Regions from separate parts of the Homo sapiens genome. Here region 1 is linked to region 2. A link is a loop called in an ENCODE intact Hi-C map of the cell type or tissue named here. Cell type or tissue: MCF 10A. All regions are shown on one strand. Each heading gives the region's core, and the rest is flanking DNA. Links, peaks and the distances in the headings are about the cores only. Region 1 overlaps WWOX (WW domain containing oxidoreductase). Region 2 overlaps WWOX (WW domain containing oxidoreductase).

Region 1 (16,123 bases), core at 5,458-13,457, 170 kb before region 2:
GAAATGGCTCTTTGGCAAGTCTAGAGGGTAAAGTATCCCTGAAGGGGGAAAAGGTTTAAAAACAGTAAACTAAAGAAGATTGTTTTTCTGAAAGAAATTCCCAGGAGAAAGGTACTTTCTGAGATTCACATATGTAGATTACATTGTTATGAACCAACATTTATAAGCAAGCTTGATCTCTCAGAATGCGTTTGTCTATCTCAGATTTTCAAGAATCCTCATACAAATTGTCCAGGGTTTCCACCTCGCAGTTTTCTTCCAGGGTTGCTATGGCATGGAAAGTACATTGCTATTTTGTTATGTAAATGCTCAACAGACTGGCTCATTCCAGAAGTGGGCGTCGTGATGCCAGTGTCTTCGTAATACTATCTTTCTTTCCCCTTTAGCACCCAGAACTTATGAAATATGACTCGGTTTATCCTGAACACATCTCTGTGCATCGGGGAGGATGGGAGAATTAATTCCAGTTTCTCAATTGCAAAAGTGAGGCTGGTCATGGGGCTTGGAACCACGCCACGGACGCATGAAGCCTCCCCGTTTACATGCCAAATCCAGAGCTTATGCATCCGTGCTCAGGGCTCTCTGTGGTAGGCAACAGCTGGATTATTTACTTTCTAGAATATCTCGAGTTCTTAATCTGAGCAGTTTCGAAACCAAACCCACATTAATTAATATAAATAATGACTGGGAAACGTTGCAGGACTCCCCGGAAAAGAATGTATAAATTGATGTGTTTTTGTATATGCTTATGTATATGCCTTTGTGCACGAAAGGAGATAAATGGTGTATTTCACACAGTTCCTTCTCCTCCTCTAAGGGATATTATTGTTCCTGAATTTTTCTGAGCCGCCGAAGCACAATAGGGTTTAGAGCGTTCACACCAGGCAGCCCCCACTCTTCAGAACTTCAAATCTAAAGATCTTTTAAATACACAGAACTTACTTTTGAAAGCTGTGGCCCATCCCAAATGAATTCTAATCGTCAGCCTCTAGAATGCCTGGAGTGAGAAAACAGAATATTGTTCTTTTCTGTTTATATTATTTCATACTGAGTTAATACACTTGCCAAGACTCCGAGGCAGCTTCTGGCTTGACAATGCCTTCTTTAACTAGCCTAGTTTCTAGAATAAAGTTCGGGTCCACCAGGCCCTCTGAGTGGGGCTCAGGACACTCTGAGATGGAAGAGACTGGAGAAAGCCAATCTGTTTCTCCCTGAAAATCATCTTACTTTTTTAACGCTTCGTACCTAGATTTGGCCTGGGCAGCCCAGGGAGACTGTTCAAGCACTGGATACCTAGACTCTGCTGGGCTCTAGAGAAGTGCTGGGCTACAGCGCCCAGTGCCCTACCTCTTGGGGCCAGCCAGCCTCACCAAAAAATCACGCTTCTGGCTTGCTCCAAACTCAGGAAGTTGCTGGGAAGTCTGGCTAGCAACACCCTCATTCCCAGTCCTGGCCATGCCTCTCTGCTCTCCCTAGCACAGGGAGCATGCAGGCTTAAGGCTGGAAGAAACCCCAAGCATTTGGCCAGGAAGAGGCAACTAGTTCCAGCTGGCCCACATACTACACTTTAAAAATTACCCAGATGATCTGATTCTGTAGAGAGAGTGGGTGGAGAGGACTCCAGGGCCATGGAGGAAGATTCGGCCTTTCTCTCCCTAATCATGAGCAATGTGATTTGGAGAGAGAAGGACCCGGTTGGCTCTGCAAACCGCATTTCCTTGGCTGAACGCCAGAGGAGAGAAATGATCCGGCAAGAAGACACACCATTCCCCGTCAGCCCCTTCCCGACCCTTGCACCCCTGGATCTTCTGCTGAGTATCGGATTGGTCTGCGTCCAAGAGCTCCTCGCTTGGCCAGCAGGGGCTGCCTGGAGAAGGGGAGGACAGGCTTCGAGTTTTTTGGGTAGTGACTTCTGTGGACGTGAAAAGACTGCACCAGAAATCGGAGGCAGCCCTCCAAACATAACTTGGCCTCTTCGTTCTCCCTGTGGACACACAGGCTGTGTTCTCCTGGCCAAGAGTCCAAGCGTGTTTTTGGCGCGTGCTGACACTCTATATCGCTTTTGCTTCGGAAACGAATCTGGTCAGTGACTTAGCCACTCTATAAAAATGAAGAGCAGAGCTCGAGTGCTTATAACACGTCATTTTTACCCAAGACAGAGAAGAAAAACGAAAGAGAGCCTGAGCATTCCTTTGACTCCCTCCACCCCCGGAAGGTATATTCAGAGTCTCCAAGACTGCCTCCGCCCACTCACATGTTTATGGCCCGGTGAGACCGCATCCTCCCTTTCTATATCTGTCCCTTTTCTGGATGCAGGGACACAGAATCCCCTAAGTGGGAAGAGCTTTGGAGTGGAGGCTGTTCAAAGTTCTGTGGTGATTAATTATTACCTACCCAAGGTCTGGTCATTGCTATACTTGAGTTCTTTTCAGGCTCAAGATCTCTACCTTTTTGTGTGTTTTTTTTTTTTTTTTTTTTTTTTTTTTTTTTTGTACAGAGTCTTGCTCTGTTGTCCAGGCTGTAGTGCAGTGGAACAATCTCTGTATGCTCCCTGCAACCTCTGGCTCCAGGTTTAAGTGATTCTCCTGCCTCAGCCTCCCAAGTAGCTGGAACTACAGGCACCTACCACCACGCCTGGCTAATTTTTTGTATTTTTAGTAGAGACGGGATTTCACCATGTTGGCCATATTGGTCTTGAACTCCTGACCTCAAGTGATCCTCCCACCTCAGCTGCCCAGGGTGCTGGGATCACAGGCGTGAGCCACCGTGCACGACCTCAGGGTCCCTTCTAACCTGTGCTGTTGTCATAAACCCTGGAGGAGAAGCAAGATCTTTCTAGCAGGAGCAACATCATCCCAAATAAAGTGATAGACTTTGATAGTGTTCTTCTATTCATTCAACCAACAGAGAACAAATGAAAAGAATCAGGAGTCTATTGAGGAGACAGAACATGAGTGATTTCTGTGTGCTGACTATATTTAAAGACAAGATTAGCAGTAATATATAAACGTAAATAAGAATTTTTTTCCCCAGCCAAGAACCATAGATTGGACTTCACATTCAAAATGTAAATTGTGCCTAGGAAACATCAATGCTTATTTTAAGCAACTGACCCTTGGGATAAAAATAAAAAGTCAAAAGGAAACAAACAATGTTGCTGAGAAGTGATAGAATATTCTAGTTTATATCTCAGTCATTTTACAGCTCTGGCATTTCTGGGTAACACTTTAGAATACTTCCACTCCGGTTGGTCCATAAAAAGCTGCCTGTGTTTTTATGTTTTGAAAATACACGCAGAGAGACCCACTGCATGTCCTATTAGGCATCTTATCCTTGAGTAAGCAGGCATGCAACATCAGTGTCACACACATATCACCCCCATACTCGACATTCTTTGAGAAATGCCTTGGTCCCGTCTCCAGCCAGATCAGCATTGCACCTCTTGGCATGCGTTCTTACCTGTTGAGGATTTGCTTGAATTATAATATGGTAGAGGAGGAAACACAGTCTTACTGTGCCGTGTGCTGAGCGCAGAGCCATTCTCAGCATCCTGCCTTGATTAATAAGGCGTGAAAGATCCTCCGAATTCGCACCTGTTCAGACAAGCTTGTCCAACCCATGGCCCCCGGGTCGCATGTGGCCCAGGACAGCTTTGAATGTGGCCCCATACGTATTTGTAAACTTTCTTAGAACATCAGGATTTTTATGCACGGACCTTTTATGCATGGACTGTGGTGTTTTTTGATTTTTGGTTGCGTGCGTGTGTGTGTGTGTGTGTGTGTGTGTGTGTGACGGAGTCTTGCTCTGTCACTCAGGCTGGAGTGTAGTGGCATGATCTTAGCTCACTGCATCCTCTGCCTCCCAGGTTCAAGCAATTCTCCGTGTCTCAATCTCCCTAGTAGTTGAGATTACAGGTGCCCACCACCAAGCTTTGCTAATTTTTGTATTTTTTTAGTAGAGACAGGGTTTCGCCATGTTGGCCGGGCTGGTCTTGAACTCCTGATCTCAGGTGATCCTCCTGCCTCAGCCACCCAAAGTGCTGGGATTATAGGCGTGAGCCACTGCGCCCGGCCTTTTTTTTTTTTTTTTTTTTTTTTTTTTTTAACGCTCATCAGCTATTGTTAGTGTTAGTGTAGTTTATGCGTGGCCGAAGACAATTCTTCCTCCACTGTGGCCCAGGGAAGCTAAAAGATTGGACACCTGTAAACAAAAACAACACAGCCATCTAGCTGCAAGACGTAGCTAATTGCTCTGCAGAACAGGGTTGGCCAGCCTGGCCTTGATGTCGGAGTGTTCTCTAGACCTCACACCCAGTCCCTATTCTTAGGTTTTATTTCTCAAACCAGGTTTTGCCTGAGAAATTACAGCAAATGATTCAGAGCACAATGATGTTGCTCATTTTTGATAAGTAGTTGAAAGCTGATGGTGCCCTCCATTTCAAAGCAACAGAAGAAACGCTGGTGGTCATGGAGAAAGAGTTGGGAAGCAGAGCGTGAATGCCGGGATCTGCAGATCTGAGCACTATGCCTGCAGCCGATGTCTCTCCACAGGGCTGATCTGGTGGCTGGGGTGCCCCTGGTCAGAAGGGGTGATTACTGTTTCCTCTCTCTCCTTGGTCTCTGTCAAACCTACCAACTCTTTTCAGGAATGCAGATATTTAATTATCTTCTGCTGTTACATCTGCATCATGTATTGGCTGGCTGTTCAAAAGTATCCTCTCTAGGCAAATAACGAGATTTCGCCAGCAGGATCTCCCGTTAAAGGCGTGCATGTGTGGCTTTGTAGACACGTATGTGTGTGTGCGTGCACACCTGCCTGCCCTTGCACAGTGGGCACTGTTTCCAGTGTGCAGTGAGGCCCTCCCTTCGTGTAGAACAGGACAGGACAATGACAAAGTTATTCAATTAATAATTGAAGCTTGCCGGGCATGGTGGTTCACGCCTGTAATCCCAGCCCTTTGGGAGGCCAAGGCAGGCAGATCACCTGAGGTCAGAAATTCAAGACCAGCCTGGCCAACATGGCAAAACCCTGTCTCTACTAAAAAATACAAAAGTTAGCCGAGCGTGATGGCCAGCACCTGTAGTCCTAGCTACTTAGGTAGCTGAGGCAGGAACTCGCTTGAACCCGGGAGGCGGAGGCTGCAGTGAGCTGAGTTTGCACCACTGCATTCCAGCATTGGTGACAGAGCGAGACTCAGTCTCAAAAAAAAAAAAATAATATAATAATAATAATAATCGCACCTCAATACTCCGTAGCCATTTTACCGCATGTGACTATTAGCTGTGCTTTTGCGGTTATCTACGTCTGTTGTGTCTATACGGTGGAGTATTTGCAGACGCTCTGCCAGTGTGCAATGCTTCCCAGCCCTGCATTCAGGGATACCAACTTGGGTGCTGAAAAGCAGCGATGGCAGGACTATTTACACCACGGAAACAGGCAAAAACTACTGATCAAGCCTTCACTGTTTTGTTTATATTGTCTTGACTTAGAAAGTGATTGCAATGTTAATAATGCAGATTAAATTGAAGCGTACAGTGCCTATAAACCATTACATTATGAATAGTATAAAAAATTGAGGAAGCCGTGTGGCTCACAAATTCAGCACTTTGGGAGGCCGAGGCAGGAGGATCACTTGAGCCTGGGAGTTGGAAACCAGCCCAGGCAACATAGTGAGACCTCATCTCTTTAAAAAAAAAAAAAAAAAGAAAGAAAAATTAGCTGGCATGGTGGCACATGCCTGTAGTCCCAGCTTCTGGGGATGCTGCAGCGAGCCATGATTGTGCCACTGCTCTCTGGCCTGGGCAACAAAGAGAGATCCTGTCTCCAAGTCTGTCTGTCTGTCTGTCTGTCTGTCTGTCTGTCTCTCTCGGAAATATTCCTTCAGTGTATTAGTAAAGAAGTTACTTAGGAGTCACTTATGCCCTTGAAGAGTGAGTGATGTATCAAAATATGTCTGTCTTTATTGTTTCACTTTCATCCTTCTTTTTTTGGAGATGGAGTCTTGCTCTGTTGACCATGCTAGAGGTGGCGCGATCTCCACTCACCGCAAGCTCCGCCTCCTGAGTTCAACTGATTCTCCTGCCTCCGCTTCCCAAGTACCTGGGATTATAGACACCCACCACCATGCACAGCTAATTTTTGTATTTTTAGTAGAGATGGAGTTTCACCCTTTTGATTGGTTGGCCAGTATGGTCTCAAACTCCTGACCTCAAGTGATCCACCTGCCTCACCTCCCAAAGTGCTGGGATTACAGTCGTGAGCCACCGTGCCGGCCACTTTCATCTTTCTGATTAACTGAAAAGTATCAAGCAATACTTACATGTAACTGCACTTTCTCATCAACTGCAACCATAATTTAGCTATGGATACAAGAGTTGGGCACAAATCCATGAAAGCATTGAGTGAGAATCAATTGGCTCTGTGGGATTTACAATAAAGAATGTTGTTTATTTTTATTTGTAAATTGTGTGCTACAGATCCTTCGTATCAGTAAAATGTATGATAAACATATGTGTGTATATTCACACACACCCTTTCATTTTGGCAGGAGTGTTTGTTAAACATTTACCACAGCAGTGGATTCACTTCCATCAGCTGCTAACTTTCAAGGATGTTTGAGGATGCATGACCTGTGCAATGCACCTGCTTCGGTGCCTGGCACAGAGTCGCAAAGCCACAAAGATGGTGCTTGTTGGTTGTATGTGTTGTTTCCATCTGATATCACCATTGAGGGGAGCAAGATGACATGTGCCTACCCCACGTGTCCAGCAGCAAAGCCACCTGGCATAGTGGGCTGCTCAGCGTGCCTGGTTCATACTGCGTGTTTATAGTCCCAGGGTGTTTTCAGAGAGCAAAAGTCCTTTATGATTAGCAAATTGCAGGTCCTCCCCTTTCTGATATTTACAGCCCTTGCAACCGCCTGTACAAAAATCGGGAAAAGGCAGAAGACGGCTGTCATTAATGTAAAAGCAGCTGGTTACCTCCCCCTCCCCAGCGCACACATCACCTCCTAGTACAATTAGTCACCATGTCTTTTCCCTTCCGTCAAGCCTTTTAGCGGAGTTCACAGGGATGCCTTCGGTCCAGACACTATGACCGTTGACGAAGGATTTGAAATATTTTGAGAACTCTGAAATAATGCACACCAGAAACGTCCAGCTGAAAACAAAAAGGGAACAAGATGACATTTTGCAATCCCATGCACGTTGCAGGCACGTTGAATGTGAAGGTCAGTAGTACTTCAGAGGGCAGGCCTGTTGCCCCCAAGCCTGTTGCCTAAGAAATGCCCAGGCCCTTTGAACAAAATGGATTCGAGTGATTACAGCACGTCCTCACTTACATCTCCCAATATATTTCTTGTTATTCTCGTTGAGTACTGCATTCAGACAGAGGTTGCCAATAAAGTTTATTGTAGGAGCTAAGTGTCAATATCTGTAGTACCCCCCGCCTAGGGTGCTGCTAATAAAATGCCACAGATAGTCTGGGAGAGGCATGAAAATTTGATGGCAAATTGATTTCAGGTTCATCTTGAAATTTGTCCTCAGCTGGACTCGATACTTCTGGCAGACATGGGATGGCTTTTGTCAGAAGGGTCTGCTGGAATGAGACAGAGATGTCTTGATCTGAATATTAAATACAACATGCTGTTTATGACATTATCCGTTTACTGCTAAAATACCCAGCTACTTCTGTTTACACATTCTTCTGCGTTGAATGGGTAAGATAGCATCTCATAGATCCACTTTACATATGAAAAGAAGTTGTATCAAACTTGCTGGGCATCAGAAATAAAGGGTTTTAGAGACACTGGCTTCAAACACAAGTTATTCCATCCAAGATTCTAAACTTAGCAATGCAACTTGCACTTAATTTTAAAACGCTGGAAAAATAATGATAAAGATTGTGTGATCAAGTATAGCAGCCCTGTGGTGTTTCCTCAGAATGGTGTATTACAGAAAAGGAAAAAGCCATATACATGGAGAAGAAACTCCCGATATTTAATATTATCAATTGCTGGTTCCTGTAAATTTGCATTTATGGATCACATTATAAAAGCAATTACTCTTATGGATTGTTCATGCAGAAATGCACTATGATGATAATATACTTTTAAAAGTATATTTATTTCCAGAATTCAATTTGTAAGAGGTTTGAGGGAAAAATAATACTGAGTTTTGAGTGTTTCTGATTTTAAAAATGTGTTGAGTAGAATTAAACGTGTTCACCAAAACCCATTTTATCACTTTAAATTATTGGGCAATTAATTGTATTTACTTAGCATTGAATGCATGATTAGAAATGGAATTTTTAAAAAAGCAATACTCAAGTGGAGTGAGTTCATTTGTTCATTCAGCAAATAGGACTTGAGTCCCCTACTATGTGCGGAGCCTTAAAGGATGAGAAAGATTTCTGGGTGGGACTTCAATGAGACTCATTTCGCAGGTTTTCATGTTATTATGTATATGTGGTAAATAATTAATTTTTTCACAAGTACTTGCACTAGTGATGCTAAAATAAGCTTGACTGGCTTGTAAATCAATGAAGGTTACTGTTGCATTGCTTTGAAATTGAATTTAAAAACAGAAACAGAGCAGTCCCTTTGCTTCCGAATGCAGCCCTCCCATTGGAATCACTTTGGAAGAATCTGGATCTGCGTGTTACCCAGTCTTACTTTTCAGGCAGTCCCAGGCAGGAAGGCCCATTAGTGAAAAGAGCCCTGCATATGCTGTGGGTCATCACAGCTGCTGCTTTGCACATTTAGGAGATATTTGTGGACCTTTCATTAGGACAATTTTTATGGCCCGAGATTAAAAGTTAAAGTTAAGTAGTAAACGTAATGAACATGTGCCTTTGGAGATTCCAACTGGTTTGTATTTTCATTCTCTCCGTTGGTCATGGCCCATTGAATTTTGATGATAGCATTAAAACAAATGCCTCAAATCATTTTTGGAAGGAGACAGGATATGAATTGACAAATTAATAAAATAAATTATACTTCAAAGATGCTAAATTATCTCTTCTATGTAAGTAGGAGGCTCTCTTTTCAGATGTGGAATTTGTAGGAGCTTGAATATTCTCAAGAGAGGGTATGGGCAACATTTGATAAAAGATGTAATTATTGGGTCGTAGGAAATAATGATTGAGATAGGGTATCCACTGCCCTGGTGGGGGAATCAGTGAGGCTAGGAATCACTGGAAAATGACATTCCTTGAGACTCCTTCAATGGGTAGAGTTTGCTTTAGCTTTTCATGTATCTTACTGTATGATGGTTGCTTTTGGGTTGAATTCCACCTTGGGTTCAATTCAACATGAAAGTTAACCTTTTGGTGAAGGAATGATCCAGGGGAAATAGTAAAATATTAGCCTGTCCTCCAATACAAATTGCCTGTGAGTCCCACTGATACTTACAAATATACAGAGGTGGTGTAAAAGGATTCTGTGTCAAAACTATTAATATTTGAGAAATACAATACTTATCAGAGCCTTTGTATGTAAATGTCTCATATACCCCTCTAAGAAGGGGAGCGAATAGTATTTTCCAAACTTACGTCACCACTTACCATCCACCTGCATACTTTACACGTCTTGGAATCAACCTTACAGGGAACACTTGGTCGAAAAACAGTGTTTTCTAAATTTATATTACAGTTCCCACTCCCCCCCCCCCCACTTGTATCACTTTGTATGACAGTCTTCTTGGGAACATCCATTGGGAAACTCTTCCCTTGCAGGTGTCTGTTACAAGTCCTGGTTCACACAGTGTTGCGAAAGAATAGTTGTATGTCACAATTTTCTTTATATAGTATTTATTGAGAAACCTATTCTGTTAATAGAATGACTCAAAATCAGCCAACCCCATAAATACTGCTCAAGCATTTAGAAAGACTTTCTCTATAGAGGCTTCAGACGTCAGAAAAAAACTTAGAGAGTGACTTTCAGATACAGCAACCTAGTCTATGTTATAGAACATTCTAAAAAGAGCAGATTTTAATATCTTTCCTCCCACACTTGCTTTGACTCCCTCCTTTAGTAATTAGATAATTATGTATAATAAGCACATTAATTATGTGCAACAGCTGCCATTGAGTGTGTGCATGTACAACTGCTTGAAAACAGCTTGTGAGTTCACTATTAGGTCCATGAAATTTTTCTCCTTGGCAGGTTTTCACTATTAGTTTGCTTGACAAAGGATAGATACATTTTCCATGTGTGGAGGTAAAAGCAGTGCAGTGAGCTAAAAAGTTAGCAAAGGTGAAGTGGTCCTAATCTGCGGCCCTGGTACACTTAGATAGGCATCATTGCCTTTCCTCTGAGCTCTTGGTGCTGATAACAGCTTCCTTGACCGATAAGTGTACCAGATTTCCTTACCTGTCCCAGGGCAAGATAGCAAGAGTTTCTTGATGCATTTAAAAAATGCATTTAGTGTTGGCAAAAGGCTGGCAATTTATTATTAAGTGGAATAAGCAGTTTAAAAACAGTATGTACAGGGTGGTTTTCTGGCTATATAAACACACAGGCATTGAAAATAGATATACATAAATAATGTTACTATAATTTGTCTGCCTCCCTTCTCTCAGAAAAGACCAATGAATTATCTATTATGTGCCACTCACTATTTGAGTGCTGGGAATACAGCCCCATAAAGTGAAGTTTCATATATCAGGTAGCAAGATGGCCATGGTCTGTGTTTTGAGAATCACAGGCGTTTTTGAGGCTCATGGCTATAATCCCAGCACTTGGGGAGGCCGAGGCAGGTGGATCACCTGAAGTCAGGACATCAAGACCAGTCTGGCCAGTGTGGCAAAACCCCACCTCTACTAAAAATACAAAAAAAAATTAGCTGAACCTGGTGGTTCACGCCTGTAATTGCAGCTACTCAGGAGGCTGAGGCAGGAGAATCACTTGAACCCGGGAGGCGGAGGTTACAGTGAACCGAGATCGTGTCACTGCACTCCAGCCTAGGCGACAGAGCGAGACCCTGTCTCAGAAACAGAAAATAAAACAAACAAAAAAATACTATTCCATAGCTGACTATTTTCTGAAATGATTTTGTTACTTTTCTAATGAGAAAAAAATAGATCTCGTGTGTGGAGGGAATTGAAGATGTAATTTCAGACTCTGCGTACAGCTAAGCTCATCGTAGTTACTTAACTAACACTTAAGGAATTAAATGGCATATCTGTGTTTGAGAGGCACACTGAGATGAGACACCAGCTCTTTTTATTTATTTCTAATGGTTTGCTTGGTGTACTGGTCATTTCCCCGGAAGTGTGCAAGAAGAGGTAGGTGACTTGCATGTTGTCTATGAACGTTTTTAGAAACGTCTGGTGGAACCATCCGGGCATCACATAGCTATCTCTGTGCAGAGCCAGGCCGGATGCCTAGGTGAGATGGAAAGCTTCCGTCAGCTTTCTTGCCGGCCTCTCCTCGCAGCCGCTCCCTTCCACACCTGCCTTTTCACCTGCCAGACTGCGCGTTGCCCGTTGCCCTAGGTCTGCGTGTTCAGCACTTCTGCAACAGTTTCTTCTGCAAAGGTAACTTAGCGGAGGGTACAGGGTCTTCTTCCAATAAGTCAGCACCTTCAGTTAAAAAAAGCAATAACATTCTCCAATCTTGGCAGTCTGGCAAGGTAGAAAGACACCTGAAGGTGAACATCTTTGGCCCATGTGAAATTTTGTTACGTGTTGTTAGGTTTCATTTGTCTCTCAGTCAATCAGTCAATCAATCAGTCTCTCTCCTTCCATCCCCCCTTGTCCCCCTTTTCTCTTCTCTCCCCTTCCCTGCTCCCTCTCTTTAAGGTTTTCTCACAGATTAAGAGAGTAGCATGTGCTCATCCCAATTATTGAAACCGTGCAAATGAATAGCAAGAAAAATAGTTCTTGGCGTGCCCCTTTCTTTCCGCAGTGCCCAGGCCAGAAGTACCTGCTGCCCAAGACCACAGCTGACAGCGCCCCGGGAGTCCTTCACACTCTTCTCTGAGCTCTTCCATCCTTAAACAGACATCTATGCCAAATGCAGGGAGGGTTTGCTGTTGGCTTTTACAAGAACACTGTCCTGTTATGCCTGCTGCTCTTTGCTTGGTTTTCCCTGGACGGTCACAAACATACCTCCAGGTCAACAGTTAAAGAGAGAACCCACTTCTTCTAATAGTTGTGTAATATTCCATACTACAGATATTCTGTTATTTATGGTAGCTAGATTTCTATTCATTTTTAATTCCCATGCTCAGAGCTTTCCAGACATTTGGAAACATTTTAGAAAATTGACATCATCTCTTCAAATATCTGAACTCAGATTTCCTCTGTGATGTTGGAATCTTTAAAATATCATGCATACTTGGCCTGTTTCTACAATTTTGTTCCCCAGCCATCGTTCTCCATTTTGCACGTGTATTGTCTCCTCCTATTCCTCTGTACCCTTCACACGTGCCTGCAGGGTATATACTTTTGCACAGGCAAAAGTCCAGCTGAAATGATCCTTACTTAGCATAATTTAAACGCGAGGGTTTCCTAATGCTCCTTCCATTTAAATAATTCAAAAATCCGTGGCAAGGTACCTGAAAACTACTAAGAGAAGAGAGGTGTTAATGGACACATCATTGAGGCTGAAGCCAAACTGTGTGATTCTGTCTGCAGTTGAGAACTGTAAGAAAAAGATCAAGATTAACATTATTATTATTGGTGTTACCTCATGTCTGTACCTTTTTGGAGACTTGGGTCTGTTTCCCGAGAAATCATTTTTCCTCCTCCTTGAAAATAGTGAATTTCAAGTGGTTTTAATTTTAACTGCATTATTTGTTTGCTTTATATAGTTTTTAAAGTTTTATGAAAAAGTCTTCCATGTGTTTTTTATTTATGAAATCGGGGCAGCCATCCTTCAAATATGAAGCAGGTATCTGAGAATACTAAAATCTTACAGTGCATTTTATAGGAGTGTGAATGATTTTTCTGCAATTGACATATCAAGGAGCTTATCATCTATTATTAAGTTACCTTTTCCTGAAACAAAATATTTGTCAGATGTAACTTGGTACCCAAATGCCTTTTCTTGCTAAACTAGGAACTGTCACACACACCCACCCACCCACCCCTTTATTCTTGGTTCTCTCCTATATTTTGACATTTGAAGCATCCACAGAAAAGTAATAGAATGAGCAATTGAAAATCACCAGAACTGAAATTATTTCCAGCTATGTTTAAATATGAATGTCTTGTTCGACGCTTCGCATATGTATTTATGGCTGTGTGATATCATTATGGCATCCTAATGAATGTCTACTGAATTATGTGGGATTCAACAGGGGATACAAATGGATTTGAATTCTGTAACTGTCATATTGTGGTCCGGAGAGGGTGGAAACTGAAGTATCCCTCTGCGTCGCCACATCTGTCAAAAGTCCTCAGCGCTCCCCGCAATCCATGTCTGGTGGAAGCGCGAGGTGGTGAGGATGGAAAGGGCATGCGTTGACTTCATGTTGGGACGGGTCTTAAACTAAACACATGTCACGTTATGGAGCTGTTTACCTTGGCTTTGAGGTTTATTTCCTTCTGGATTAAGAGTGATGTCGTTTTATATAACAAGAAGTGAAAAAAAAAAAGAATGATGTTACACAACCTATTTTTTTTTTTTTTTTTTTTTTTTACTCTGAATGTGTAACTTTAAATGAAGAACCAGGACACCTCATCCTTTAGTCTTTTCTTTACTAGTGAGTGGCAGATATGTGTGGACCACAGAGATGGACTGAAAAGAGAAGTAACAGTCCTTGGTTTGTATTCCAGCCCCCACCTTCCTATGTCTTTGAGCTTGGTAATTAGATGCTTGGAGCTTCAGTTTCCCCATCTGTTGGATCAGAACGGCAGTATGTGCTCTCCAGTATTTTCATAAGAGTCACATGAAATATGTACCTACAGAGTCTATCACTGTGCTTTTTAAGTTGGGGCTTAATATGTGGTAGTTGTTGCTGTTTTTGTTATTATTATTATTAATGTTATTTTTTGTTTGTTTGTTTTTTGAGATGGAGTCTTGCTCTGTCACCCAGGCTGAAGTGCAGTGGCGTGATCTCAACTCACCGCAGCCTCCGCCTCCTGGGATCAAGTGATTCTCCTGCCTCAGCCTCCCGAGTAGCTGGGACTATAGGCACCTGGCTAATTTTTGTATTTTATATTAGAGATGGGATTTCACCATGTTGGCCAGGTTGGTCGTGAACTCCTGACCTCAAGTGATCTGTCCGCCTCGGCCTCCCAAATTGCTGGGATTACAGACGTGAGTGACCACGCCTGGCCCATAAATGTTATCTTTATATAACATACTCACAGCTCCCTTAGGAGTACTTTTGTCCATTTCTACACAATGGAAACTTATAATTTTAGCCTTAGCAACATGTATTTACTGGGCATCTAGATTTCATTTATTTAAGAACTTTTTATTGAATGCCGATTGTTCAGCAGCCACCATGCAAGGTCCTGGGGAACCAGTGGGCAGCCACACAGAGAAGGTCCCAATGGCACCAGAACAAGGCCAGCTTCCTAGGAGGTGTCTGGCTTCAAGACAGGGATTTCCTTTAGCTGGGTGGTAGAGAAATGGATTGCCTGTGATTTCACTGTGCATAAAATGACCTTTCAGCCCTTAACCTGCGACATCCACATGTGTTCTTTGGTACTCACGGGTGTTATGGTTCATAGCTGTGGTCTTCTGAAGTATAGGAAAAGGCAGCTTACAGAAAAAAACTTGCTTGTTTACTGTCTTCTGAGCTGATTTCTCACCTACTGGCAAGTGGATAGGTCTAGTTTTTGTTTAGCTGTTTTTCTAATTTAATCTTATACATGAGACAGCTATAGATGGATGTATAGTCTTTGAAGTGGGGCCAGTTGGCTCCGTCTATTAGCTGTGTGGCTTTTGTGCAGGTGACTTGTGGCCCCCGGCCTCAGGGATCTCATCTCTAAAACGAGGCTCTTGATGTTACCTGCCTTACCCAGCTGTGAAGATTAAAAGGGTTTTGTGTGTTAAAGGACTTGCGGAGTGCCTAGAACCCAATGAGGGCCACAGAGCTTGCTCCGATTGCTTTCCTGAAGGCAGTAAGCATGTTGCTCTGGTAATAGTCATCTTCACGGCCATCATTTTGATCACATTTTGGCTTAGTTTCTTCCTCTACCCTCTTCCCACGTCAGACCTTTCCATGGAAGGTAAAACATGTTAACAGTCTAATGTGTTTCCTTCTAATTTTTTTCTTCATTTATATTATACATCTATGAAATATATATATATATATTACATATGGATATATAGACATACACAGATGCATATTTAGGGTGTGCTATGGTTAGAAAGTTTGCATCCCCCCAAAATTCACAGGTTAAAATCCTAATCCTCAAGGTCGTGACGGTACTACAAAGCAGGACCTTTAGGACATGATAAGGTCCTGGGGGCGGAGGGTACTAATCCCCATGAATGGGTTTAGTGCCTTTATAAAACAGACCCAAGAGAGACCGTTATCCATTTTACCATGTGAGGAGCCCACAAGCAGGTGCCATCTATGAGCCAGAGTGGACCCTTACCCAACACCACATCTACTGGCCCCTTTATCTTGAACTTCCAGCCCCCAGAACTGTGAGAAATAAATTTGTTACTCATAAGCCACCTAAGTTATACTATTTTGGGATCGCAGCGTGAATGGACTAAAGGTTTTTGAGATTCTTTTTTCAGTAGTTTCACCTAATAAAACATGGAATCATTCTACGCATGCTGTTCTGTATTGTAGTATGGTTTTCCACACTGAGAACATACTGTGACCATGCAGTCATTTCCCAGATGGAACTTATTGAGGGACATTCACTTAGTTTCGAAAGGTTTCTCCCTCCACTCCCATCCCGGCCACAGATAGTGATGCAATAACATCCTTGTTCGCATGTCCAGTCTGAAGCTTTTATTCCTATGGGATGAGTTCCCAGGCATAGGATTGCCAGGCTGGACTCTAAATTTTGAAAATGGATTTTTATCATTCTGATGGATTACGGTGAAGAGAGCCAAAGTCTTGATAGAAACACTCAACGCAGTGAATTTTTTAGATGTAAAAGTGGATGGTACTTAAGGATACGCACATTAGAAGGAGTAATTTGACCAGCC
Region 2 (16,123 bases), core at 4,620-12,619:
CCTGCTACCATCCTCTAAAGAAGCGAGGGTCTCAGACTTTGTCCCCTTTTGTTCCTGCATTGCCCTCCATTCAGATCTTGTCACTTAGGCCTTGGTAGCATGAGCTATTAACAGCCCTCCATATTTACTATTTTTTTTTTTTTTTTTAACTCTGGGAGTTCCTGTTGCAGAAATTGGATCACTTACCTAAAAAGCTCCCCACCCCCACCTTTGGTGACTGGTGGGTTTCATCACCAGGAAAGCACATTGTTCCAACTCAAAGTCTACAGTCTAAAATCATCATCATGTATTTTCATCAGGATGAAATATCGGGCACTCTGCTCAGTGCAAGGTTTTATTAATGATGTGCTGTCAGGGGCTGGATGTTCTGCATATTTGCATATTAAACAGCTGAGTGAAGAAACATTGCTTTTATTGCTGCAGGGAATAAATCAGTTTAAAGCAAGTTCTCATCATTTATACTCGTTTCAGCTAAGTCTTCTTTTATTGAAATAAATTGTTGAAGTGCTTTGCTCATTCTTTGAATACTGATGAACTTTACCTTGATAGGACCTCAGGAAAAATAATATTTTCTTAAAGGTGCAGTATTGTTCCATTTTTGAGTATTACTTTAATACATTATTGATAAGTTAATTTAGAAGTATCAAGTGAAAGGGGAAGAAAAACAGTTTTGAATAAAAACGGTGTTTCCTCTGGACTATTTTGCCAAATGCATTTTTATTGGTAGAACGTAAGCAAATTTAAAAAAGCAACAAAAGCAGTTTTTATGAATACCTAGCGTACTTTTTTTTTTTAATGAACCATGAGCTGTTTTTGCATTCAAATTCTCGTAGGCATTATATTGCATCTACACATAAGGACACAGTGTTTACAGACCCCAAAGCTTGCTGTCCCCTGGGCAGGTGCATGAGGGGGTCCCAGGCAATCAGGCTCTTCTCAAACCTGAATTATACCCGGCCTCAGGGTATAGGGGTCAGGCAGCTGTTTGACAGGATTCTTGCAAATGTTTTTGGTTTCTCTGTCTACTCATTACGTACACTCTGCCAGAGGTTGAAAACTCAATGTTGAGATTACATACATCCTGAAAACACTGTTTAAATAAAATTTTGGCCTGCATCCTGTTTTTGAAAACTTGCAATGGCTTGCCAACGTTTTCAAGTTGAGAAGTTTCACAAAAAAAATTCGGATTTCCAGCTTCTTTCAAAAACACAGGTCAAACATCCTGAGCCTGTTCTGTGGTCAGTTACTCATTAGCAGCCTCTGCTCTAGGAGGAATAGTTATGGGTCCTTTCAGACATGCAACCCCCAAAACTCCATGTTGTTTACAGTGTGGGACACCTGACTTTCACCTTTTATGATACCTGCCTGGGGCATGCATGTGGTGACTTTTTCCATCTCTGGTCTCTATCTTATCTCTTGTGATGAACTCAGGTCTATAAAGCATTTGGGCACTGCCTGGCACATAGGATATGTCCAGAAAACACTAGCTGGTATTAAAACAGAGGAAACATGGGAACTGAGGGTGGTCAGTGACATCACATTGTATTTCCTTTATGGTGTCCTTCTGAGTACAGAACCAAACATTTCTTAGGCGTACAATTTCCTGCCTCCAAATTAATGTTATTTCTAAAAAGTAGCCCGTTCCACTCCTACAAATCTTTGCCCAAATATGTCCTTTTCAGGGATGACATCCTTAGCCACTGTTTAAAATAGCAAATTTCTTTCCAAACTCTGCCGTCCCTGAATCTCTACCCTGCTTTATTTTTCTCCTTAGCAGACATCATTTCTCTGTTTAATCTGTCTACTTGCTAATTGTCTCACTGCCCTCCCCCTCCCCACTGGAGAGTGAATGAAGGCTTAAGGTTTTGTCTGCCTTGGTCTCTCCTGGGTCCTGAGTACCAGTGGCCTTACGTGGCATTTGGTAGATTACATGCTTAATGAAAAGTGAGTGAATGGGCTGGGTGTGGTGGGTCACACCTGTAATCCTGGCTACTCAGGAGGCTGAGACAGGAGGATCGCTTGAGCCCAGGAGGTCAAGGCTGCAGTAGGGTATGAGCGGGCCACTGCACTTCAGCCTGGGCAACAGAGCGAGACCTTCTGTCTAAAAATATTTATCTATATTGAGTGAATAAATGAATGAATGGATTATTTTAGTTTGGCCTCAATCTTTATAGAAACTCAATTCAACAAACATTTGAGCACCTGTTTGTTCAGGGCCACGTGCTGGTTGCAACCTGGAAGGAAAAGCTGGGCAAGGCGGAGATCCAGTGCTCAGGAAGCTGAGTCCATGCCAAGATGTGATAATTGTATAAAGAACTACAATAGGCATAGGTACAGATCTGTAAAATATGAAAACAGGAAAACACATGGAGTCTTGGAGGGTAGGGAAGTCTTGATGAGTAAGATTGGGTCTGAGATAAACCTAAAAGAGGGTCAAGATTTTGACGGAGGGCTGGAAGGGAGGAACGATAGGAAACTGACCTTTTTTCAGATCTCTTCTTGTGCGTGGCCTGGGGTTAAGTGCTTTACATGCATCCCCTCATTGACTTCTCAGAGCAGCTCCATAAAGAGTCCCTGTGCTTCCCAGTTTACTCTGGAGACGACTGAGGCTCACAGAGGTTAAGCCACCTACCCAGGCTGGCACCGCACACTTTGTTCAGAGTGGGCCTGGCATACGGCATCAGTTCAGCCTGGCCCTAGACCCTTTTCCTCCCACAACCATATTGCCCCCAGTGGAGAGACAGGAAAGCAGGGAAGGGGGCAATTGCCAAGCCTGTTTCTAGAATCTCAAGGATGCCATTTGGTGAAGCTGAGGCTGGTGCAGTTACTCTGTGGAGACACCAGCGTCTTGGACCTAGGGATGGATTCAGGGAGGATTGTGTCCCCCAGTGACCTGCTTTGTGAAAGGTAGAGAATAGATTACAGGTGCCCGAGATCCTAGAACCCGTTTCTTACCATGATGGCGTTGAGGTAGAGGTAGAAAGATGGGTGAGGTGGCTGGGTGCAGTGGGTTGCGCCTGTAATCCCAGCACTTTGGGAGGCCAAGGCGGGTGGATCACCTGAGGTCAGGAGTTCGAGACCAGCTTGGCCATCACAGTAAAACCCTGTCTCTGCTAAAAATACAAAAATTAGCCAGGCATGGTGGTGTGGGCCTGTAATCCCAGCTACTTGTGAGGCTGAGGCAGGAGAGTCACTTGATCCCGGGGGGCAGAGGTTGCAGTGAGCCAAAATTGCACCACTGCACTCCAGCCTGGGTGACAGAGTGAGACTCCATCTCAAAACATAAGTAAATAAATAAAAAATAAATATAATACAGACACAGGCTTTTCTCCCCACCTCTTTTAATTCTTGAAAGGAACAGTAACAAGCTCCTATTCCTGTTTCCTTGCCAGGAGAAGTATTGTTTTCATATAAATCATTTGTGACAGAAGCTCCTTATTTTTAAGTGGAAAATGCACATTTAATAACATGAGAATAATGTCCAAACATCTTCTCATTGATGGCTGCCAAGAGAACAGCAGCACTCTTGCTGCCTGCAGAAAGAGACACTCAGAGTCAACTGTTTTAGGGGCCATGCTGTCATTGCTGCCGCATTTGCTTAGGTGGGCTCTGAGCAGCAGCTTCCCAGACACTCCGTAACCAATGGCAGCTGAGTGCTTTTGTGCCTTGCAAATCCTCTAGTCAGAGCAGACCTGGCTTAGGACCCCAGCCCTACCACTAACTGACTCCATGCGCTCCTATCGGTTCTTTATTTTACCTCTGCAAGCCTCAGTTTTCTCATCTGTAAAGTAGGGATAACATTAGCTTCAGCCCTCACAGGCTTAGAGTGAAGTTTAAATAAGAAAAGGTATCTAGGCTGGGCGTGGCGGCTCACGCCTGTAATCCCAGCACTGAGGGAGGCTGAGGCTGGTGGATAGCTTGAGCCCAGGAGTTCGAGACCAGCCTGAGCAGCATAACGAGACCCGTCTCTGCAGAAAATACAAAAATTAGCCAGGTGTGGTGGCATGCATCTGCAGTCCTGGCTACTCAGAAGGCTGAGGTGGGAGGATTGCGTGAGCCCAGGAGTTCAAGACCAGCCTGAACGACGTAAAAAGACCTATCTCTACAAAAATTAGCTGGGCATGGTGTCACGTGCCTGTAGTCCTAGCTACTCGGGAGGCTGAGGTGGGAGGATCGCTTGAGCCCCGGGAGGTAGAGGCATGATCATGCCACTTCACTGCGGCCTGAGCTACAGGGACTCTGTCTCAAAGGAAAGAAAACAAACAAACAAAAAGCCATGTAGAGCTGGGCTATCCAATACTTGAAGGTAGCCAGTGGACACGTGGGGCCATTTCAAGCTAAATTAAATTTTAAATAAAATTAAAGATTCAATCTCTCACTCACACATTACAAGTGCTAAACATCCGGACACATCTAGTGGCTCCCACTGTGGGTAGCACATACAGAAAGAACGTTTCCGTGACAGTAGAGTGTCCCATTGCACAGTTTGGGTATGGAGCACTTAGCCCAGTGTTGGGCACAGTACCTGCTGTGATGGTTAAAGCTTAGTTTTATTGGCCAGGCATGGTGGCTCATGCCTGTAATCCTAGCACTTTGGGAGGATGAAGTGGGAGGAAAGTTTGAGCCTAGGAGTTTGAGACCAGCCTGGGTAACATAGTGAGACCCTCTGTCTACAAAAAACTAAAAAAATTTAGGCCATACTTAGTGGCTCACGCCTGTAATCCCAGCACTTTGGGAGGCCGAGGTGGGCGCATTGCCTGAGGTCGAGAGTTCGAGACCACCCTGGCTAACATGGTGAAACCCCATCTGTAATAAAAATGCAAAAGATAGTTGAGCGTGGTGGCGCATGCCTGTAGTCCCAGCTACTTTGGAGGCTGAGGCAGGAGAATCACTTGAACCCGAGAGGCGGAGATTGCATTGAGCCGAGATCATGCCACAGCCTGGGCAACAGAGCAAGACTGTCTCATAAATAAATAAATAAATAAGCTGGACGTGGTGGCATGTGCCTATGGTCCCAGCTACTTGGGAGGCTGAGGTGGGAGGATGGCTTGAGCCCAGAGGTAGAGGCTGCAGTGAGCTATGATCTTGCCACTATACATCAGTCTGGGTGACAGAGCGAGACTCTGTCTCAAAAAACCAAAACAAAGGTCAATTTTTTTTCCACATTCATCTATAAAACAATAAAGGAAACATCCTAGACACTTGAATCAGAGCCCTTTTAATTATGACTTCAAAAAACAGGGCTCGTGCCACCCAAGATTTCCTCCATATACAAAAAAAAAAAAAGGAAAAAGGGAAGAAGCAAAGGGGCAATACAGGGCTCTGCCCATTAGAATCTCTAGGGACAGACCGAGGTTTGAGAGTTCCTGCTCCTGATCTCAGGGGAATCCTGAATTACAGGTGTTAACCTGATTATCCCCAGCCCAGCTCTTCGTTAATTACCTGAAGTGAATGGGACAGTTTCCAATACTCAGCACAAAGGCGTGCGCAGTGACTCTGTGGCGTACTATCTATTTGGCCTTGGAAAGTTACTCTCTAAGTCAGGGCTTCTTTTCTTCAACTTTGGTGTGAGACTCCGCTGGAGAGCTGGTTAGAAAAACACAAGTCTCGGGCCCCACCCCGCAGAGCCCCTCATTCTCTAGTTCTGGGTTGGGGCCCAGGAGTCTGCTTTTCTAGCAAGCGCCCAGATGTCACTGATGCTTACAGCTCTCAGACCACAGTTGGAGCAGTGATTTTTAAAAGTCTTTTCATTTGTAAAGAGTTGTTCTCCATGCTCCAAATGACTGTGACGACTGAGAAAATGCATGTATGTAAAGTCTGCAGCTGGTGACATTGTAGACACTCAGCAAATGGCCTTTGGTGTTACTGTTATTTTATTTTTACTAATTATTTTTTACACCTACAAATCAGGATCTGCTACAATCGCTTGATATTTGAAAATTGGGCCTAACCCACTATGCCACTCTTCTGTCATGAAATAACAATCTTCTATTTAAACTAGTAAACTTAATAGTTTAAAATACTTGGTAGTTTAATAGTTTAAGTAGAGCCACTGAAAGATGGCTCACACCTTTCAGCTCAGTTTTTTTGTACCAGTGAGGATGAATGTTTCTGCATGTGGGTAGTTGGCACCAGTCTTCAATGAATTATTTTTCCTTTAGCCGGGTCTGGTGGTGGCGTGTACCTGTAATCCCAGCTACACAGAAGGCTGAGGCAGGAGGATACCACGAGCCCAGGAGTTGGAGGCTGCAACGACTTACGATCATGCCATGGCACTCCAGCCTGGGTGATAGAGCGAGACCCTGTCTCTGAAGATACAAGAAGGCCACATGTGGTGGTTCACCCCTGTAATCCCAGCAGTCTGTGAGACTGAGGCAGAAGGATTGCTTGAGAAGTTTGAGATTGGCCTGGGAAATATAGCAAGATCCCAACCCTATTAAAAAATTAAAAATGAAAATAAAATTTTAAAGAAAGGTATTTCTCCCCTTCACGGTAATTTGGAGCCAGTACTTCTTGCACCATTCATTTGTCCACAGCATGGGACAAAGGATAATGCCTTAATGCCTGCTGCAAATAGAACAGTGGTGCTTAGCAGCTTTAGATAATGCATTGTAGGTGTTTTGCAAAAACATACTTTCGTGACTAAACATCATAAGCTCCAAGTGAGTGATTTCCCCGCGTAAATGAATGATTCTGTGAGGATAACACTTCTAAGATGTGAGATTTCAATAAATGAATCTGTAGGCTGCTGTGATGGATACCTTTGGTGGGGTAGGAAGGATCGTCATTTAGAACCTGGGTTCTGACTCCAGATGACTTGTTTTGTTCTATCCCAGAAATATTCCTAAAATCGATTTCCAGTTTCCAAAAGAGCAGGTAAGGAAAACACTGAGTGTTACTTGGTCTTTAAAATTTTTTTTAAATTCATTTTTATTTTTAAAAAATAGAGACAAGGAGGTGGGCGCGGTGGCTCACACTTGTAATCTTAGCACTTTGGGAGGCTGAGGTGGGTGGATTGCCTGAGCTCAGGAGGGCGGGTGGATTGCCTGAGCTCAGGAGTTGGAGACCAGCCTGGGCAACAAGGCGAAACCCCATCTCTACTAAAAACATTAAAAAAAAATTTAGGCGTGGTGGTGTGTGCCTGTAATCCCAGCTACTCTGGAGGCTGAGGCACTAGTATCACTTGAACCGGGGAGGTGGAGGTTGCAGTGAGCCGAGGTTGTGCCACTGCACTCCAGCCTGGCTGACAGAGGGAGACTCTATCTCAAAAAAAAATAATAAAAATAATAAAAAAAAAATTACATGAAAAATAGAGACAAAGTCTCGCTTTGTTGCCTAGGCTGGTCTTGAACTCCTGGGTTCACGTGATCCTCCTGCCTCGGCTTCCCAAAGTGCTGGGATTACAGGCACGAGCTGCCACGCCTCACCTCTTGTTTTCAATACCATTGATAAGTTGTGGTCTTCAGGGACTTGTGGGCATTTTCAAGTTAAATATCCAACAGTCGTGATTTAGGGCATGAAGAGCTCACTCATCAAGATGTATGTAATTCAGATTTTCTGAGTGTTTAATTCGGCGTCTTTGGTCACAAGGAACAGAGTTTTACTTGTGCCACCTCTTCTAAGAAAAAGGTTTACTGTAAGAGATAATGTTGGCAAGCTGAGGAAAGGAGGCAGTTTTGGGTAACTGTCTCTTGCGATCCCCTCCTGCACAACTGTGGCGTTCTCTTTTTCTGACTAGCTGATTCTGCTGCTGCTGGATTTATTCATTCTTCTCCCTCACAGTTTTGGCTCGCACATGCTTCCTTTTTAGCTCATGGCCGTGCAGTTCAACTCAACCTCATGGCATCTTTTTATCAGCTGTCCCTGCTGCAACAGGCTTAGAGTTGGTTTCCCAATTCCCTAGCGCAGAAATCCACTGGCATGAGTCATCTTTCCCATTGGTAGATTGCAGAGCAAACTTCTGGACAGATTTGCCCTTGGCTCATGTATGATTGGACCTGCGGTCTGTCCAGGTGTACTCAGAGTGGGGAAGGGGAGCGGTGGCAGGTAATACAAAACCCACCTAAGTAGAAGGACCTATGAACCATGAGGGTTTTCCTTAGCAGGGAGTGCCAGTGGGTAGGGATGACTGGTTTTGCAGTTTAGGGCCAAGTGAGTTGGAATGACAGCTGTGGCGTGTTGAGTCAGATCAAGTCCAGAATTCCTCTCCACCCCACCCATTTGCAGTTCCCTCAGATTTATTACGGGACCTGGATGTGATGCAAGCATGCCCGCTGGCTCAGGCTGTGCCTCACAGCTGCAACATCCCTGGGGTGGAGAAGCCATGTGGGACCTCACAGAACACTCCACCGTCCCTGCTAATGGCTGAGAAAGGACTCTGCCCTCATGGATGGGGTTGGGGGACCTGTTATCTTCTTCCAGGTTAATCTTGGTTTCAGCTGCTTTAAACTCTACTTTTTAGTGGGACGCATCATACTGAACTATGGAAGCACCATAGTTGTCACCTAGTTGAGCTTCTCTTTGTTCCCATATGTTTCAGTGAAGCAGTTATAGCTTCAGAAAAGAGGGAGCCAGGAAATACACTTGTAATTCATCACTCCTTTTATAGTCAGAGCATAGGAACACTCATAGTATGTATCAGAAACTAGTGAACACATGTTGTTTTACAGCTCTGTCTGCAAAATTGCATCGTGGGCCTCTTTGGGGAGTGTTCTCAATGTGATTTTTATTCTGGGGTGTCCTTTGGCCACAATCCTCAGGATTATTTTTTCTCTGTGCTGTTCACTGTAACATCGTCCACCCTCTGAGATCTTGCTTTTCAGTCTACTGGTATCTCCACTTCTCTCTGCAGCGTGATGTCTAGTCAGAGTTTCCATTCTGTTTTTATGACCCTGGGAGGACTGGGAGAGATCTGTGAGGTCATCTTGTCCACCCTCAGCCAGGGCAGGAGTATTCCCTAATGGTAGAGTCAAGTGTTTGGTTTGGTCTTGTTTCTAATGACTCAAGTGATGAGGCCTGGGGACGTCCCTTGGGAAGCTATTCTGCAGCCTAATAACTTTCATTCTGTGATTTTTTTTTGTATGTGTCTAATATTCAGAGTCTGACACAATAAGGCCATAAAGAGCTAAGTCTGTCTATGGTAGATCTTCACCTGGGAATGTTCTCCTAATAGTCACTTTTGTTATAAATCTTCACCTAGCATGGGAGTTAAGTGCATTTTAAAACTAGACCTGGGGACTATGTATCCTAAAATGCAAAAATAGCCCCCAAAATGAAAATTAATGTTGAGAATCTAGTCAATCTGCCAGCAGTACGTACATAACTGTTCTGTGTATATTTCACATGGCCATATATGTTTTGCTTGTGTGGTGCTAAATGCAAAGGCAGAGAAGCTTCTGCTATTGAATGCTTAGCACAGAACTCCTGTCCTCCCTCTTTGAAATTATTCCGACAGTTGCCCCTCATTTGGCTTGCCAAGGAGTAAGATCTTGGCTTGTGTGTTTCTCCCATGTGTGGTGTATCTGTAATCTCGGTCACTGTTGAGAGCCTGGTGGGAGGCTGATTATTGTTGAGGGAAAGATCTGAGAGCAGGGCCAAGAAAGGGAAAGAGAGAGAGAGGAAAAAAAACAAAAAAGAAAAAGAAAAAAGAGAGGTGGGTAGGGAGGGAGGAGAGACATGGACCCACGGGGAATGGGAAGAGAAATAGAAATAGGGAATTTGAAATGGAAATAAAACAAAAGGGCAGGAAAGGAAGAAATAAAGAGAATGAGATAAAAGGAAAAGAAAGTGCAAGTAGATTTGGGATCTATAGATTGGGGAAAGACATTCATACAGTCAGGACCAGATGTTCACTGGAAGTTTTTTCCTTCTGGATCCTTCTTTGGCTATAGGAATCTGGTTCTCAAAGTGTGGCTCCCAGGCCAGCAACACCAGCATCACTCAGAAATCTGTTAGAAGGCCAGGCGCGGTGGCTCAGGCCTGTAATCCCAGGACTTTGGGAGGCCGAGGCGGGCGGATCACGAGGTCAGGAGATCCAGACCATCCTGGCTAAGTCGGTGAAACCCCGCCTCTACTAAAAATACAAAAAATTAGCCAGGCGTGGTGGCGGGCGCCTGTAGTCCCAGCTAGTCGGGAGGCCGAGGCAGGAGAATGGTGTCAACCCGGGAGGTGGAGTTTGCAGTTAGCAGAGATGGTGCCACTGTACTCCAGCCTGGGGGACAGAGCGAGACTCCCTGTCAAAAAAAAAAAAGAAATCTGTTAGAAATGCATATTTTCTGTTTTCACCCCAGAAATCCTGAATAAGAAACACTAAAGGGGAGTGGGCCCAGCTATTTGTGTTTTTGGAGGAACTCCTGTTTTAATTTGTTTTTTCGGAAGTCCTCCAGTTTGAGAACCAATGATAAGGACATTTTTCCGGGAATCCAGTTGTTTTAGGAAAGGCCCAGTAGGCATTTATGTTTATAAGCAACTCCACCCTGCACTCCATATGCCTTCTGTAGCTATCTAACAGAGACAGAGTTGACTTGCAGAAACTGTTTTCTCTGGCCAGGAGACAGGCTTCGTTTTCGAAACTCACCCAGGAAGGCAGTGTTCTTCTTTTCAAAAGGCATTTTTCTGTTGACTGTGCATGAAGCCACATAGTAATAAACAGTTTCCATATCCAAGCAGCTAAGGCTTGTGCCTTGCAAGTTAAGTGGAACATCACGATCTATATCTCAGTTTTCCTTATGTTTCCCCAGTTGGCACATCATGGCCAACAAGAGAGTAGGGATCATTAAGGAGTTTATTTTCATCTTTATTTTATCATTTAAAACACATTTTTTTTTCCAATGAGAGTACTGATGACATAAAAGGTTATACATTGAATAACCACCCAAATTAGCAGTGTTTCATATTTACACTGTTCAACACAGTTCTCTTGTCTCTGTTCATGATATAACAGTAAATCCAAGTTGCTTTAAGTAGATATTGGAAATATGAACCCAATATGTTCTTAACATCTCCATGTCGTAATTCTAATTTAAAATCAAAATCTCATCAAATTACATTTTAGATTAAAGCATTGTACCTATCGAAAGAAGAGAATCGAAAATGCGAAAGTCCTTCATTTTCAGTGTGGCCTGAGATTGTTGAAGGATTTGTTCTATTGCATGCTGATAAATATTTATCACGGTTAAGTGAACAATCATTTGGAGACAGACACCATTTTATGATGCAGCTTCTCAGGGCGTCCTAATTGTGACTCTGCCTTGCCATTCTATGTTTTATCGGAATACGCAGACATATACTTTATGAGGTTGGGTAATGAAGAGAGAGAGACCCCAATAAACATATTTTCTAAGAGTAATGGTTATCTATAGCTCAGGAACCCTTGGTTAGCACAGCCTCTATTACACAGTACTAGGCAAGCAGTTCATAGCTCAATTAGATCTAACTTGCTTCATTTTTAGGCATTATGTTATTCTAAATTAACACTGTATTTCATATTCTCCAGGTCTGACTATTAACCAGATTTTGGAACCTTTAGGGCTTATTATTTAGTAATCCCTGAAGCTCTCAAGTAGGCGTTTTTAAATTCATGCATTAGAACAGATTAAAAATTAGCTAGAAACGCATGTTAAATGGCCCACTCCCTTTCTTTTGCTAATTGTGCTAGAAATGAAAAAGAAAATGCAAGTGAGGTCAGATCTAGTGTGGTACAAATGAACTTGCTACTTGGTTTGCTGCCAATTGCTGCCGAAACAGGAGTTATTTAAATTAGTAAATAATTTTTGAAATCTTCTTAGAATGTCACAGGCCACAATTCAAATTCACAGACCAGGAATGGTTATTATTTCTATATATCTTAAAGTTTTCTGCAATAGAAATGCATTTCAAATATAAGCTAGAAAAAAAAAATGTGAGGCCTTATTGTGTAGATAAAAGTGACAAGATGTCCAAATGTTTTGAAACGCAGTGATTTATTTAAGTTGTAGAAAGCTTGGTTTTATTTCTTGTTGCATCGTCTTTATCCTTAGATCTTAATCAGAAATAGGAAAATTTTCTGAGAGAAAATTCACGAGATCATTCATGATGAGTCACTATATCAGTTACTTTAAAAAAAAAAAAAAAGATCCTGACAAATCCTACTTTTTCAGGTCCTGATGCACTAAGTCTCATTCACTTCTTTCTATTTTTCCTCTCTCTATTGCATATTAACCCACCATATTGAGAGAATAGAAACTTTTGCCTTCATTATATCACCTTTACACCCCAGGACAGGTGCCCTCCTCAGCGGAGACAACTGTCCCCCTCCATCCTGCAGGAGTTTTGCAGCCATCCTTCCAGCCACTGCTTCTCTACCGGGGCAAATTTTCCCCCAAGGGATAATTGATAATGTCTGAGGCATTTTTAATTGTCACAACTTGGGGAAGGGGCAAGGGATTGAGGGAGAGTGCTCCTGGCATCTGGTGGGTAGGGGTTAGTGATAGGGTTCGGCTGTGTCCCCACCCAAATCTCATCTTGAGTTGTAGTTCTCATAATCCCCACGTGTCATGGGAGGGACCCAGTGGGAGGTGATTGAATCATGTGTGCAGTTACCCCCATGATGTTTTCATGGTAGGGAGTGAGTTCTCACAAGATTTGATGGTTTTATACGATGCTTTTCCTCCTTTGCTTGGCACCTCTCCTTCCTGCTGCCGTTTGAAGAAAGACATGTTTGCTTTCCCTTCCACCATGATTGTAAGTTTCCTGAGACCTCCACAGCCATGCCAAATTGTGAGTCAGTTAAATCTCTTTGCTGTATAAATTACCCAGGCTTGCATATGTCTTTATTAGTGGCATGAGAACAGACTAATACAGTCAGGGATGCTGCAGAACATCTCCAAACACACAGGACTCCCACCCTCTACTTCCACCCCACCAACAAAGAATGATTCAGCCCAAAATGGCAGTAGTGACCTTGTTGAGAAATGCTGTTCAAGCCATACGTCACCATTGGAAGGTTGCCAAACTGTGCTTTGCACACACATGCTGTCTGCACGCCTTGTATTTTTCTCTTTGCTTAGTCCTGCTCATGCTCTCTAAACACCCCAGACATCATATCTCTTTAAGAAACTCTGGCTGAGTCCCATAATGTTCTGGGGCAACTTCTGTCTTCCCTTTTCCCTCTGGCAAAGAATCCTTGACCAAACTTTAGCTCAGCTCCTCAGAGCCCACTTCTCAACTAGACCTTGACCTTGCTCCTCTCTCCTTGCTGGATCTTCATAGTCCAGTCTTTGTAAGAGTCATTCTAAGTCAGTCTAGAGAGAATCCCTTCACCCTTCATGTCTGATCACCCTTGCCTGCCTTCAGCAAAAATCCTGCTAACTTGGTTAAGTTGGAATACTCCTACCCTTGTGGTTCCTTGTAGTAATTTGCATCCACTGACCCTCCCACTCCCCTGCTACTCTGTTCCTTGACTATAAATCTCCAGCTGTCTTTATTATATTTGGAGTTGAGCCCTATCTCTCTCCCCTATTGCAACAGCCTTGACCCCTGTTGAAATAATCCTGCATAAAGTCTTCCTTACCATTTTAACAAATGTCAAGGTAACTTTGTTTTTTGTTTTTTTTGTGTGTTTTTTTGGAGACAGGGTCTCACTCTGTTGCCCAGGCTGCAGTGCAGTGATGCAATCTTGGCTCACTGCAACCTCTGCCTCGCAGGCTCAAATGATTCTCCTACCTCAGCCTCCTGAGTAGCTGGGATTACAGGTGCCCGCCCCCATGCCCAGCCAATTTTTGTATTTTTAGTAGAGATGCGGTTTCACCATGTTGACCAGGCTGGTCTCGATCTCCTGACCTCAGGTGATCCATCCATTTTGGGCTCCCAAAGTGCTGGGATTACAGGTGTGAGCCACCGAGCCCGGCCAGGATAACTTTTTAACAACCCCCCCTCCACACTGCCAACTTTTTGAGGACCATGTGTTGTGTAGGGCCGGATATAGTGCACATGGTGAACACATAAATAATGTTTGTTGGCCAGGCGTGGTGGCTCATGCCTGTAACCCCAGCACTCTGGAAGGCTGAGTCAGAACGATTGCTTGAGCTGAATTGTTCAAGACTGCCCTGGGCAGCACAGTGAGACCCCGTATCTACAAAAAATAAACAAACTTAGCCAGGTGCGGAGGCATTCACCTGTATTCCTAGCTACTCAGGAAGCTGAGATGGGAGGATTGCTTGGGCCCTGGACGTCAAGGCTGCAGTGGGCCATGATCGTGACACTGTACTGCAGCCTGGGCGACAGAATGAGACCCTGTCTGAAAATTAAAAAAAGAAGAAGAAATGTTTATTGAATGAAGACATGAAAGCATTTGGTGGAAATAGGGCACACACATGAATATATTCACAGTTGCAAACTCAGAAGGATACTCCCAACCTGGTTCTTTGTCTTGTCCCTCCATCTGGGTGCTTTCCAGTCACAGCCTGGATGCATGTATGAATAAACTTCTACCATTAAGTCCCTGAATTATTTAAGCACTGCCAGTGATTCTATATAAACCGTTCAGTAAAATGAATGGCATATGCGTATGTTTCAAGAGCTCCAGCAGCCTACCCAGGATGGCTTGATGTTGTCTCTTAGCACCGTATCAATACCTGGGGGTTTTCAAATATTGCAGGTGGCCGAAGCCTTTGTGTTGAGGTTTCTGTAGTGTTTATCCATTTGTGAAACCAGGCCTCAATCTATATGTCCAACGCCATTCGTAGACCCCCTTTGATAATCTCCACTAAGCAGACATACTCGATACATCTTCACTAATGAGTTCTGACTTCATAAAATGTATTAATGACTTCTTTTTGAAAGTAAGAGTGCTTTGAATACCAGTCGTTATTGCTTTAGAAGTTCATAAAAGCAAAAGCACAGTATTTCCCCCAGTGTTTGTGCGATAAGAGAATAGATGTAGGTCCAGCGCCTAGAATTTTAGCTATGCTTCTCTTGTTTGTGATTCCAGGTTTCAGACTGCCTGGTAGAAGGAGGTCACTTCTGATTGTCAGTGACTTTGGTGAGTTCTTACCTTGTAAAAGATTTACAATTATTTCATTTTCAACATAGCTTTATCTTATGACAAAGGTGACAGAAAGGAAATCTCCTAAGTTGGCCTACAGGGTGCTTTAGAAAACATCTGGCTGGGCATGGTGGTTCACACCTGTAATCTCCACACTTTGGGAGGCTGAAGTAGGCTGAAGTGGGAGGATGGTTAGAGCCTAGGAGTTCGAGACCAGTCTGGGCAACAACGTGAGATCCTGTCTCTACAAAAAATAAAAAAAATTATCTGGGTATAGTGGTGTGCACCTGAAGTCCCAGCTAACTGGGAGTCTGAGGCAAGGAAATTGTTTGAGCCTAGGAGGTTGAGAGTGCAGTGAGCCGTGTTGCTGCCACTGTACTCCAGCCTGGGCAACAGGACAAGACCGTGTCTCCAAAAGGAAAAAAATAATAAAGCACTGTCTCTCTCTACCCTTGCAGTATCCCTGTAGGAGAGAGTTACTATTAGCTCCCAGTTTATAGGTGAGTGATATGGTTTGGATGTGTCCCCACCCAAATCTCAACTTGAATTGTATCTGCCAGAATTCCCACATGTTGTGGGAGGGACCCAGGGGGAGGTAATTGAATCATGGGGCCCAGCCTTTCCCATGCTATTCTCATAATAGTGAATAAGTCTCATGAGATCTGATGGGTGTATCAGGAGTTTCCGCTTTTGCTTCTTCCTCATTTTCTCTTGCCACTGCCATGTAAGAAGTGCCTTTTGCCTACCACCATGTTTCTGAGGCCTCCCCAGCCATGTGGAACTGTAAGTCCAGTTAAACCTCTTTTTCTTCCCAGTCTCAGGTATGTCTTTATCAGCAGCGTGAAAACGGACTAATACAGTGAGGAAATCCATGTGTTAGGAAGGGAGTGTGGTTGTACTTCAACCTGGAACTGTCTAACTCCTAAGGTTTTATTAATATCTAGTCCATTTCTCTCAATCTAATAGTAAATGGAAGAGAAGCAACAACTTTTGTTTTCCAATTCCTTTTGAACATTTGAAAGGTTTTCTGAAAGGACTTAAAGAAACCATAGCTTCCTTACCAGTTCCCAAAGCTTCAGTCCTTACCAAAGTGTACATTGC

The links. Peaks named below come from ENCODE experiments on the same cell type or tissue, not always from the same donor. Only the 100,000 strongest peaks of a DNase experiment are listed, where the experiment ranks them.
Region 1: it touches region 2 in a loop (2.6-fold over the local background); 11 of 110 quality-filtered maps call a loop at or near these places.

The regions. Positions count from the first base shown.
Region 1 is chr16:78,504,238-78,520,360 of GRCh38, forward strand. All of the region lies in intron 8 of WWOX (WW domain containing oxidoreductase), which reads left to right. Among named protein-coding and RNA genes, the nearest start is that of WWOX-AS2, 12 kb to the left of the region's middle. In MCF 10A, for the core only: no CTCF peak of the experiment used is centred there; a DNase peak (open chromatin) is centred at 9,774.
Region 2 is chr16:78,676,274-78,692,396 of GRCh38, forward strand. The region is part of intron 8 of WWOX (WW domain containing oxidoreductase); the gene reads left to right. Among named protein-coding and RNA genes, the nearest start is that of WWOX-AS2, 180 kb to the left of the region's middle. In MCF 10A, for the core only: no CTCF peak of the experiment used is centred there; DNase peaks (open chromatin) are centred at 7,908 and 8,198.